Regions from separate parts of the Homo sapiens genome. Here region 1 is linked to region 2. The links are chromatin contacts, found by Hi-C or POLR2A ChIA-PET in ENCODE. All regions are on one chromosome and are shown on one strand. The core of a region is the stretch at or near the end of the contact, and the rest is flanking DNA. Distances in the headings are between cores, read along the strand shown. Region 1 has its middle 91 kb from the start of SNHG20. Region 2 overlaps MXRA7 (matrix remodeling associated 7).

Region 1 (5,578 bases), core at 1,317-3,816, 300 kb before region 2:
TCAGTGCTTTTTTTTTTTTTTTTTTTTGAGACGGAGTCTCACTCTGTCTCCCAGGCTGGAGTGCAGTGGTGAGATCTCAGCTCACTGCAAGCTCTGCCTCCCGGGTTCACGCCATTCTCCTGCCTCAGCCTCCCGAGTAGCTGCGACTACAGGTGCCTGCCACAACGCCCGCCATCGCACCCAGCTAACTTTTTGTATTTTTAGTAGACACGGGGTTTCACCGTGTTAGCCAGGATGGTCTCGATCTCCTGACCTTGTGATCCGCCCACCTCGGCTTCCCAAAGTGCTGGGATTACAGGTGTGAGCCACCTCGCCCAGCTGGATTAAGTGCTTTTTAACTTTATTATTTATTTATTTATTTATTTACTTACTTATTATTATTATTATTTTGAGACAGATCTCACTCTGTCACCCAGGTTGGGAGTGCAGTGGCCCAATCTTGGCTCACTGCAATCTTTGCCTCCCAGGTTCAAGCAATTCTCCTGCCTCAGCCTCCCAAGTAGCTGGGATTACAGGTGCCCTCCACCATACCCAGCTAATTTTTTTTGTATTTTTACTAGAGACGGGGTTTCACCATGTTGGCCAGGCTGGTTTCGAACTCCTGACCTCAAGTGATCCTCCCACCTCGGCCTCCCAAAGTGCTAGGATTGTAGGTGTGAGCCACTGCACCTGGCCTAGATTAAGTATTTTTAAATTTGCAGATTATATAACAGATTATATAACTGCCTGGCCTTGGGCAGGTCACGAAACCTCAGTGTCCATCTACCTCCCCATCTGTGAAGCAGAGATCATGACAGCATCTGTGGTGAATTCTGGAAACTCTATGGTCAGAGGGTACAGGTTCCACAAGGCAGCCCCCACTTCAGACCCCAGCCACAACAATGAGGGTCCCAGGACCACCCTCACTTTAGACCAGCTTGCTATGAATTTGGGGGCCCGCACAACCACCGTCTCATTTGATAATTTTCTAGAATGACCTACAGAACTCAGGAGAGTGCTATACTTAACAATTATAGTTACCGCAAAAGGTTACAAATTAATGGCCTGGCGCAATAGCTCACACCTGTAATCCCAGCACTTTGGGAGGCTGAGGCAGCCGGATCACAAGGTCAGGAGTTCAAGACCAGTCTGGCCAACATGGTGAAACCCCACCTCTCCTAAAAATACAAAAATTAGCCAGGCACGGTGGCGCACGCCTATAATCCCAGCTATTGAGGAGGCTGAGGCAGGAGAATTGCTTGAACCCAGGAGGTGGAGGTTGCAATGAGCCGAGATCAAACTACTGCACTCCAGCCCAGGTGATAGAGCAAGACTCTGTCTCAGAATATATAAATAAATAAATAAATAAATAAATAAGTTACAAATTAGGACCAGCCATGGGACAAGATGCACAGGCCAAAGTCTGATGGGATCTAAACGCGGAGCCTCTGGCCATCTTCTCCCCAGGGAACCCTGGGCGGTCTTCCCACCTCCTGGCCCTAATGCCTGACAACATTCAAGAGTGCTTCCTGCCAGGGAAGCTCACCTGAGGCTTTGGGGTCCAGAGCTTTTCCTGGGGCTCCATCACACGCTAACCATGTGACTCACCTATCCTCTTCAGTCCCTCTGGAGGTCGGCACTGATACGGGATGTCCTGAGGCCCCCATCATAAACCGCATTGCTGGACCCTCCAGGGGCCAAAGCCCTTGGGCAACAAAGACACTCCTGTCAGGAGGGACATGGTGTGGCCTAGAGATCACCCTCCTCCGCGGTAACCAGGTCAGAGGCCAGGCATTCTTTGGGTCAGTTACCTCTCCTGCACGCAGTGTCTAGCTCCTAGGGCTGTGAGGGTTCTGCGAGCTAATCCCTCAAAGTGTTTGTTGCAGTGAATGCTTGATACATGTGAGTTGCCATCATATCACAGCACTGTATTTAGAAAGGGCACTGTCTCAGGCTGTTAGAGCAGGGCTGAGTTTTGGCTGGAGAGATGATGCTATAGATACCAGGGACCCTGCCCTGTCAGGTGCAGGATTTACAGCAGGATGAAGGAGAACCGCCCCGGTCTCTTGAGCCCCCTCACCCTCTCCCAGAACCCTAGAAGGGAGAGTTTCCAAGAGCACAGCGTTCCCAGCCAGTGGACCCTCAGAAAATAGAAGTTGACCGAGAGTCTAAGATGGGCTTGAGCAAGGCAGTTTATCAGGGCTTTCAGCTGGAGCAGCAAGGGGGACAGTACAGGAAGAGACCTGCAGCTGGCTCCCCAAAGCTGGTCGGACTGTTGATTTATTTTCCTTCCGGCCTCCTCCAGATGACATCATTGCATGTTTAGGGTGGTCTGTCCATCATGACTGCACAGTCTCTGTCACGCTTCTTCACGCGACGCATGTCTCATTAGCATCTCAACTTTCCATCCGGGGTATGATGTTTACCATTAAAATGAAGCAAAGGTACAGTTAGGGCGGGCTAGGACCTTGCTGGGGATGTGCATTTGGGGATTGTGGAGAGTCCCTACTGTTAACAGCCACGACATTTGTGGTTTAAGCACTCTGTGTGTTTTAGATTTACTTGGCCTATTTTTGTGAAAGGAAGCGTTTGTGGTTACAGGGCTGCATGGCTGAGTATGGCTGCAGTCAGCATGGTGTGTAAGGAAAACAGGGACCCTTCCCCCGTCCCTGTTCTGCTTTCCCCAGCTGTCTCAAAAAGGGCACTTACAGCGGGGCGCCAAGCGAGGGGAACAGGCAGCTAAGGCTGAAGACCCAAACTCCCGACGGCTCACAAGCAGGGGTTTTGTTTGTTTGTTTGTTTGTTTTGAGACCGAGTTTTGCTCTTGTCGCCCAGGCTGGAGTGCAGTGGAATGATCTCGGCTCACTGCAACCTCCGCCTCCTGGGTTCGAGCGATTCTCCTGCCTCAGCCTCCCGAGTAGCTGGGGTTACAGGCACCTGCCACCACGCCTGGCTAATTTTGTATTTTTTAGTAGAGACGGGGTTTCACCATGTTGGCCAGGTGGGTCTTGAACCCCTGACCTCAAGTGATCTGCCCACCTTAGCCTCCCAAAGTGCCAGGATTACAGGCGTGAGCACAGGCAAGGGTTTTTAAAGGCAGGGATGCATTTCAGGAAAGCGAGGGGTGCATTGCAGGTAAAGTTGTAAACCCATACATGGAGGCTGTACCTCAGTGTGGCCATGGGCATGATTCTCCAGGCCTCTCAGGATGAAATTCTGAACAAAGAACGGCAGTCAGAGTGCCGCCCTCGGTTCCCCACATCTGAGGTCTATAGGATAGAGGCTGGCAGTGGGGGTTTCTGAAAAACAACTCGAGAACATATGTGAAGATGTTATCTTTAGTTTCTGTAGGAACCAAAACACCTTGTTCCTCTGGCTTGCTTGGGAGGCTCCTGTTGCTCTCATCTTGTTTGTTGCTATCTTCCTGCTTATCCGGCTGCTCATTTATTCTCCAAGGCTAGCTAGTGCCTGGAATTTCTCCTGAAGGAACTCAAGACTTTTCCTTTATTTCCATGCTGTGGTTGGGGGGTGGGTGCGGGCAGGCCCCTAGGCGGGTCCCCGCTCTGTCTCTGCATCAGGAGAACTCATGGGACCCCCTGCAGAGAGCCTTGAAATGTGTCTCCTGCAGCAGAGAAATGCAAAGCATGGACACCTGGCCCAGCCTGGAAATGCGTGAGTGAGGGGGCCAGGGGTCTGCCTCCCCCAGAAACATCTCCATGGTGAGGAAATGGCTGTGGCCATTCGGGTGGTGGAGCGGGAGCCCTACAGGCCCAGGTTTGTGTGTCAGGGCAAGGAGATGGGAGTGTTCCTTGCAGACCAGAGAGAGAATCACAAGGGGCTACCCAAGGACCCTACCAGTGGGGCCGTCTGGAAGGGGATGGGGCAGTGCCCAGAAGGATGCTCGGGGGGGCTTCTGCTGGACGTCACATGGGACTACTCAGGATTTGAGGAGCATCCCCCAGGGTCACAGGGACCCAGAGCCCAGCAGGGAACCTTCCAGGAGCCCTTGGAAGCCAAGAGGGGAAGCTGTCCAGGCGAGTGAGGACCACCCTAGCAGGTTCCCACCTCCTTCCCCCCAACCCCCTCTCTCTGCCAGGGCTGGGGCAGATCATCCGCCCCATCCCCTTCCCATTGCAGCCTCTGGACTGGAGCAGGCTGAGCTGGGGAAGGGAGAAGATTCAACCCCTAGTTCCCTTGAGAGATATGATTAAATATCATGGGCTTGTAGGGGTGGAAAACTCATTTGTTCCTACAATACTCATAAGTTCTCAGCTGGAACAGCCTCCTGGAACAAAAAGACAGATTAACAAGAGAAAGGCAGACGTGCATCAGCATGCATGCTGCCTTTTTCTTTTCTTTCTTTCTTTCTTTTTCTTTCTTTTTTTTTTTTTTTTGATATGGAGTCTCGCTCTGTTGCCCAGGCTGGAGTGCAGTGGCAGGATCTCAGCTCACTGCAACCTCTGCCTCCCAGGTTCAAGCAATTCTCCTACCTCAGCCTCCTGAGTAGCTGGGATTACAGGCGTGCGCCACCACACCCAGCTAATTTTTGTATTTTTAGTAGGGACGGGGTTTTGCCATGTTGGCCAGGCTGGTCTCGAACTCCTGACCTCAAGTGATCCGCCCACCTCGGCCTCCCAAAGTGCTGGGATTAGGCCCAGCCAGCATACACGTTGCCTATGTGCACAGGAAGCACCCAGGGAATGCCTGGTTCTCAAAGAGATGGCTTTGAATCCCAGATCATGTTGCATCTTCCACAGAGAACAGTACATCTTTGGAGAAGTCACAAGACAAAGGGAAAGGACTTTGGGTGCAGCCCCCTGGAGAGGCACAGAGCTGGCGGGTGCAGGCTGGCTGGGGAAACCTGTTCTTGTGGATGCCTCTGGAGCTGGCCTCAGGCCCACAAGGGTGCAAAGGTGTCTTCAGTGGCTCAGCTTTGCTCCGTGGTAGAAAGGGGAGTGGGACAGCTTCTGTCTCTACAAATCTATGTCCTGCTTTTAGGCAAACAGAGGGAGTGCAGAGCTTCCTGCACCTGCTTCTTCTTAACTGCCCGCAGCTCAACAGCCTGATGCCAAAAGGTGCACATTTTGGGGCGGCACATTTCTGATCTTCCACAAGCTGAATATTCTGAAGACCAAATTAAGACTGTGTTTGCAACCCAGCGTGGCCACGAGCTATTACCTAAGAGAAGGAGCTGGGGCCATGCATTTGCTAATGTTTGCATCCAGGGGTGAGGGACAATGGACCTCCTCCCATCGACACATGAAAGGGCAGGGGAGAAAAAGCAATGACGTCAGGAGCCAACAAGGCAGTTACCCAGAGAGACAGGACTGGAAAGGTTTACAGCCAAATGCTAGCGGTGGGTATTTGGGGTGCGGACGGGATTGTAATTGGCTTTATCTTATTCTGTGTGGTTTTCTCTATTTTCTCATTTTTCTACTGTGGATGTGAATGACTTATATAATTGGGAGGAAATGCTGGGTGTTTTTGTTTTATTATTTTTATTTTTATTTTTTAATTCTTTTTTGAGGCAGAGTCTTGCTCTGTCACTCAGGCTGGAGTGCGGTGGCGCGATCTCAGCTCACTGCAACCTCCACCTCCC
Region 2 (5,724 bases), core at 589-3,088:
ACAGAAAGGAAGGAAGTCAGGTTGGAATCAACATTCCCAGGCCATGTTAAGGTGTCAGAGATGCTGTGGCTGCCAAGAAAAACTGGACAAGTGAGAGGGGGACAGTTTGAGACTTGGGTTACTAGGTTCTGGACAGAAGTTCCTGGGACATGCCTCATCCAGTTGCAAATACGGATTTAGAGAGTGGAGCCTGCGTGTCCCCAGCCTGGAGCTGTAGTTTGGAGGGGGAGATGGCTGAGTTGTTTTGCCGGGTATGGAGGAACAGAGGTGACCCCTGCCCCAGCCTGCCCTCCCTGCCCACCACCAAGCCCCCGGAGCTGGCGCCAGCTGGGCTTTGCTGCTCCCCCCCCGCCCATTGCAAAAGATGAGCAGCTGATTGGCTAATGGAGTCCTTCTGGAAGGAGTGAGAGCATTGTCAGGCACTGTGGAGGCAGCCCTGGGCCCGGCCCATTCTGGGGTTGGGGGGCCTGGGCAGGCCCCTTGTCGCCTTCCTGTTATCTCCATCCTTGCCTGCTGCAGGCAGGGGAGGGACAGGTGTCCCCTTGGGAGTTAGGAACGGCCTGCCTCCTGGAGCCGCTGTCCTCTAAAGTCATTCTGGATTAGCCAGTGGGATTGGTGCAGTCACAGCATGCGGCAGCTCTGGTGGCCACAGGGCCACAAGAGACCTTCTTTGCACTGCCCCACAGCAGAACCATCTCCTTGGGCAGCAGACACGCAGGCAGAAATCTGTCTCTATCACTCTCTCTCCCTCTGTTAGTGTTCTCTCTCTCTCCCCTCCCCCCGCCTTATCTATCCCTCTCTTCTCTCCCCTCCCCTCTCTCCCTCTCCCGACTTCAGCACTTTGCATCACGCTTGAATTAGCTTGAATCAGCCAGGGCAGCCATAAATGGCAGCGTGCAGCCTGCAGGGCGTGAGCTTGGTTCACTGTGTCTCCCAGCTACTGCAGCCTGGCCGGGCCCCTCAGCTTGGCCTCCGGGGCACCCTGGTCCTAGGCTCCTAGCACTGGGGAGGCTGTCAGGAGGCACGTCCCGTTTGCCTTCCCCCTCCCGCCTCCACCTCCTCCATTGGAGGGAAAAGCTGAATTAGAAAATTATCCCAGAACATGACATTAAAATGTGGTCTCTATTCAGTCATAAAATGCTGAGACTCTGATCAGTGAAGTGATGGAGCTTGGGCTCAGCCCAGCCTGCCCTGGGGACCAGCCAGGGTGACGCCAGCTGCCTGTCTCAATTCACTGTTTCCATGAAATTGATTGACTTTCATCAGAAACATGATGTATTCATTTGCCAGGGCTGCTATAACAAAACACCACAGACCGGGCACCTTCAGCAACAGACGTTTCTTTTCCCAGAGTTCTGCAGACTGGAGGGCCAAGTTCAGGGTGTCCGCAGGTTCGGGTCCTCCTAAGCCCTGTCTCGCTGGCTTGCAGTTGGCCGCCTTCTCCGCCTCCTCACATGGTCTTTCCTCTGTGCACTCACAACTCTCATGTCTCTGTGTGTGTCCGAGTTTCCTCTTATAAGGACAGCAGTCCTTGGGTTAGGGCCCACCCTAATGGCTTCATTTTAACTTAATCACCTCTTTAAAGGCCCTGTTTCCAAATAGAGTCAGGCTGAGAGGTAGTTGGGGCCAAGGCTTCAGCATATGAATTGGGGCGTGGAACACAGTTCAGCCCATGAGCCGAGTAGCCTGAACACTCCTGGGACCAAGGGCATGGACAGGAACTCCGCGGTGATGATGGCCTTGGGTGAGGTTTGAGTCAGCGCTCGAGCAGCTGCTCTGTTCCGTTTCCTTTGAGACCTCAGGAAGAATCAGCTGCGTACTCTGTTGGGTTCGTGCCGCCTCCAGGAAATGATCCTGGTCGCACCCACCATGGCACAGCTGCCTGATGGTGGGGAGGACTCAGACCATGAGACCCTGGAGAGATTGCCTTTGGCTGGCCGCACCTTCACGGATTCATTCAACGCTGAGCTGAAGGCCAGGTGCCTTTAGCATCGCAGTTTGGGCCTTTATCATCTCTCCCCTGAGCTCTGTACCCTCTTCTCATAGTTCCTCCTGCCTCTTCTCTTGCCCCATTGCAATCCTCCCACCTCAGCCTCCCAAGTGCAGCTCTCACTCTGTTTGTCCGTGTTTATTTTTTTCGTTTAAAAAATTTGTATTGACACCTGTTTATTTTTTATTTTTATTTATTTTTTTAGAGGCAGGGTCTCCCACTGTCACTCAGTTGGAGTACAGTAACATCATCATAGCTCACTGCAGCCTCAAACTCCTGGACTCAAGCGATCCTCCCACCTCAGCCTCCGAAGTATCTGGGGCTACAAGCACATGCCACCACCCCCGGCTAATTTGTTAATTTTTTATAGAGATGGGGGTCTCACTTCATTGCCCAGGTTGGTCTCAAACCCCTGGCATCAAGCAGCCCTCCCACCATGGCCTCCCAAAGTACTGGCATTACAGGTGTGAGCCACCGCGCCCAGCCTTGTTTATCCCTGTTTGAAAGTTTCAGGTGGCTTCTCACTTCCTGAGGAATGAAACCAAACGCTTTAGTGTCCTGTATATGATCTCTGTGGTTGCAGACCCTGCATTTCTGCACACTGTTTCTTTCTTTCTTTTTTTCTTTTTGAGATAGAGTCACGCTCTGTCACCCAGGCTGGAGTGCAGTGGTGCGATCTCGGCTTACTGCAACCTCCGCCTCCTGGGTTCAAGAGATTCTCCTCCCTCAGCCTCCCAAGTAGCTGGGATTACAGGCACCCGCCACCACACCTAGCTAATTTTTGTATTTTTTTAGTAGAGAGGGGGTCTCACCGTGTTGGCCAAGCTGGTCTTGAACTCCTGGCCTCAAATGATCCACCTGCCTTAACCTCCCAAAGTGCTGGGATTACAGGCATAAGCCACAACACCCAGCCTCTGCACACTATTTCTGACTGTGTCACACCCACCCTGCAATCATACCCAAGTCTGTAGAGCCACTGGAAGAGCCGAGGTGTTCCGTGCCTCCATGCCTTTACATGGGCTGTGCACTCTGCCCAGATGCCCTTCTCTCTACATCTGCCTGGCAAGCCCATCTCGGACCCAGCGTGGCTTTCTCATCCACTCTGAGGCCTTCTTTGCTCCCTGCAGACACAGCTGAGCTCCCTTTCCTCCAGGCCCCCACCGTGCACACTCCTGAAAACATAGCTGCAAATTTGATTGTGCCAAAGCGGAAGGAAAGATGGGCGTGCTATGAGGGAGGCACGAAGGTAAAATCCTTAGTGCCAGCTCTCTGTTGAGCACAGCCTTAGACGATGGAGCTCTGGTATTTCGCACAAGGTTTTGCTTTATCCCTTCCCATCCCGTTGCACACACACACACACACACACACACCTGAAGCTAAAGAGCCACCCCTTGCAGAAGGGTTTGTGTCTTTGTCTCCATTGCACTGTGTCTGAAACCGGCACTTCTTACTACTGGAGTCAGCACTTTCACTTTTCTGTTGTGTCCACACTTTTATAAAATCAGGGCAAAATGCAGTCAACACTGGTGGTTTTATTGTTTTATTTTGTTTTGTTTTGTTTTTGAGACGGAGTTTCGCTCTTGTTGCCCAGGCTGGAGTGCAATGGCTTGATCTTGGCTCACTGCAACCCCCACCTCCCGGGTTCAAGCGATTCTCCTGACTCAGCCTCCCAAGTAGCTGGGATTACAGGTGCCTGCCACCATGCCCAGCTAATTTTTTTTATTTTTTAGTAGACCCAGGGTTTCACTATGTTGTCCAGGCTGGTCTCGAACTGCTGACCTCAGGTGATCCACCCACCTCAGCCTCCCAAAGTGCTGGGATTACAGGCCCCCGGCCCCCGTTATTTTTTAAAAAAGTAAAACACCACAGCCAGAAGCAGGGAGGCTGAGGCAGGCAGATCCCTTGGGCCCAGGAGTTCAAGCCCAGCCTGGGCAACATGGCAAAACCTCATCTATACCAAAAATACACAAATTAGCCAAGCCTCGTGGCCCATGTCTGTAGTCCCAGGTACTAGGGAAGCTGTGGTAGGAGGATTGACGGAGCCTGGAAGGGCAAGGATGCAGTGAGCCGAGATCGCATCACTCTACCAACAGCCTGGGTGACAGTAAGACCCTGTCTCAATAATAACAATAATAATAATTGGAATTCATTCAATTATTATTAGTATATTCTTTAAAAGCCTAACAAGTTACCCAGATAAAAGTGAGGATGTTATTTCCAGTAGAAGCCCAGGTGTGAGGCCCTGGGATGCCTCTATGAGGTGCAGTTTGATAACCACTCAAAAAAACATTCCATGGCTATCCAACCCTTGACTTCAGCAGAGCTGAGATTTGATGCAGGCAAATTTGAGATGTTCTTGGCCTGCAAAGTCTGAGTGTGGTGAGTGGTGGACAGGAGAGGTGTCAGTGGATGGCGGACACCGTGGTCCAGGGGCTGTGGGAGTTGGAATGGAGCGGTTCTCAGGCAGGGAAAGGCAGGGTGGAATGGCCTCAGGACAAGCACATGGTAGGGGAGGGGGCTCTCCAACGAGTCTCTCCACCCGGGCCCACTCTAGGCAGCTCACTGCTCTGGTCCCAGAGGGTCCTTGTCCCCCAAGCAGAAATTGGGCTCCTGGGCCTATGCCCCCGCCCATCCAGATAAGTAGATGGAAGGGGGAGGGTTTGACCGCCCCAACTGGGGCCACGGGATTCAAGGGACAACTTCCAAAAGAACAGGGGATTTCTGCACAGACAACAAAATAAATGGCCAATTGAGCAGTGTTTTCAAGCTTTTTTTAATTAGGTGTCACAATAAGAAAGAAATTTTAAATTACATCCTGTATATAAAGTCACACAGCTACACCAGAAGTTTTTTGTTGTGTTGTTGTTTTGTTTTCTTTTGTTTGAGACAGGCTTTCACTCTTTCACCTAGGCTGGAGTGTAGTGGTGTGATCTCGGCTCACTGCAGCCTTGACCTCCTGGGCTCAAGTGATCCTCCCACCTCAGCCTCAGCTGGGACTACAGGCACATCCCACCATGCCCAGCTAATTTTTGTAATTTTTTTGTAGAAATGAGGTTTGACATGTTGCCCAGGGCGGTCTCAAACTCCTGGGCTCAAGCAGTCCACTTGCCTCAGCCTCCCAAAGTGCTGGGATTACAGGCGTGAGCCACCTCACCTGGCCCCAGAAGTTTTATAAACCAGTATCTAACTCTACCACACACAAAACACTGTTTGTCTTTAATTTCTTTTTCTTTTTTTTTTTTTTTTTTGAGACAGATCTCAAAAAAAAATCCAGTCTGTTGCCCAGGCTGGATTGCAGTGGCGTGATCTCAGCTCATTGCAACTTCCGCCTCCCAGGGTCCAACGATTCTCCTGCCTCAGCCTCCCAAGTAGCTGAAGCAGTCGTGCACCACCACACCCAACTAATTTTTGTATTTTTAGTAGAGACGGGATTTCCCCATGTTGGCCAGACTGGTCTCGAACTAATGACCTCGTGATCCATCCGCCTCGGCCTCCCAAAGTGCTGGGATTACAGGCATGAGCCACCGCGCCCAGCCTTGTCTTTTATTTCATTCTGGGATACAGGGGTGTCCCCAGAGTCTTAGTGCAGTTTTAATAAATAACTTCAGATGTTTAAATGTACAAACCTACAAAACATCAGTTGAATATTTACTTATTTAAATTTCTTTTCCACTTAGTTTCCTGACAGTCAAGTGCTAGATTTTTTCATTTTAATTCTCCGCATGTGCTAGTGT

Evidence for each region. A loop is a pair of places that touch in the nucleus more often than their neighbours do. ChIA-PET counts read pairs that join two places held with the same protein, here RNA polymerase II (POLR2A). Pooled maps may share reads with other maps.
Region 1: a loop to region 2 is called in a pooled map, with 3 times the contacts of the local background. The contact joins two enhancer-like sites. A Hi-C loop is called at or near these places in 1 of 168 maps with a recorded cell type or tissue (breast epithelium) and 1 of 50 pooled maps. POLR2A ChIA-PET finds 5 or more read pairs at or near these places in 3 of 52 experiments (Caco-2, HEK293 and naive thymus-derived CD8-positive, alpha-beta T cell).

Annotation. Positions count from the first base shown.
Region 1 is chr17:76,995,184-77,000,761 of GRCh38, reverse strand. No RefSeq gene overlaps it. Among named protein-coding and RNA genes, the nearest start is that of SNHG20, 91 kb to the left of the region's middle. RefSeq lists enhancers at 2,276-2,355, 2,311-2,851, 5,022-5,563. Within about 2 kb of position 2,566, at least 5 of the 41 ENCODE cell types and tissues checked have a DNase peak (open chromatin) inside an H3K27ac peak, as active enhancers do.
Region 2 is chr17:76,692,990-76,698,713 of GRCh38, reverse strand. The region is part of intron 1 of MXRA7 (matrix remodeling associated 7); the gene reads left to right. Among named protein-coding and RNA genes, the nearest start is that of MXRA7, 15 kb to the left of the region's middle. RefSeq lists enhancers at 1-453, 454-1,007, 1,008-1,561. Within about 2 kb of position 1,838, at least 17 of the 41 ENCODE cell types and tissues checked have a DNase peak (open chromatin) inside an H3K27ac peak, as active enhancers do.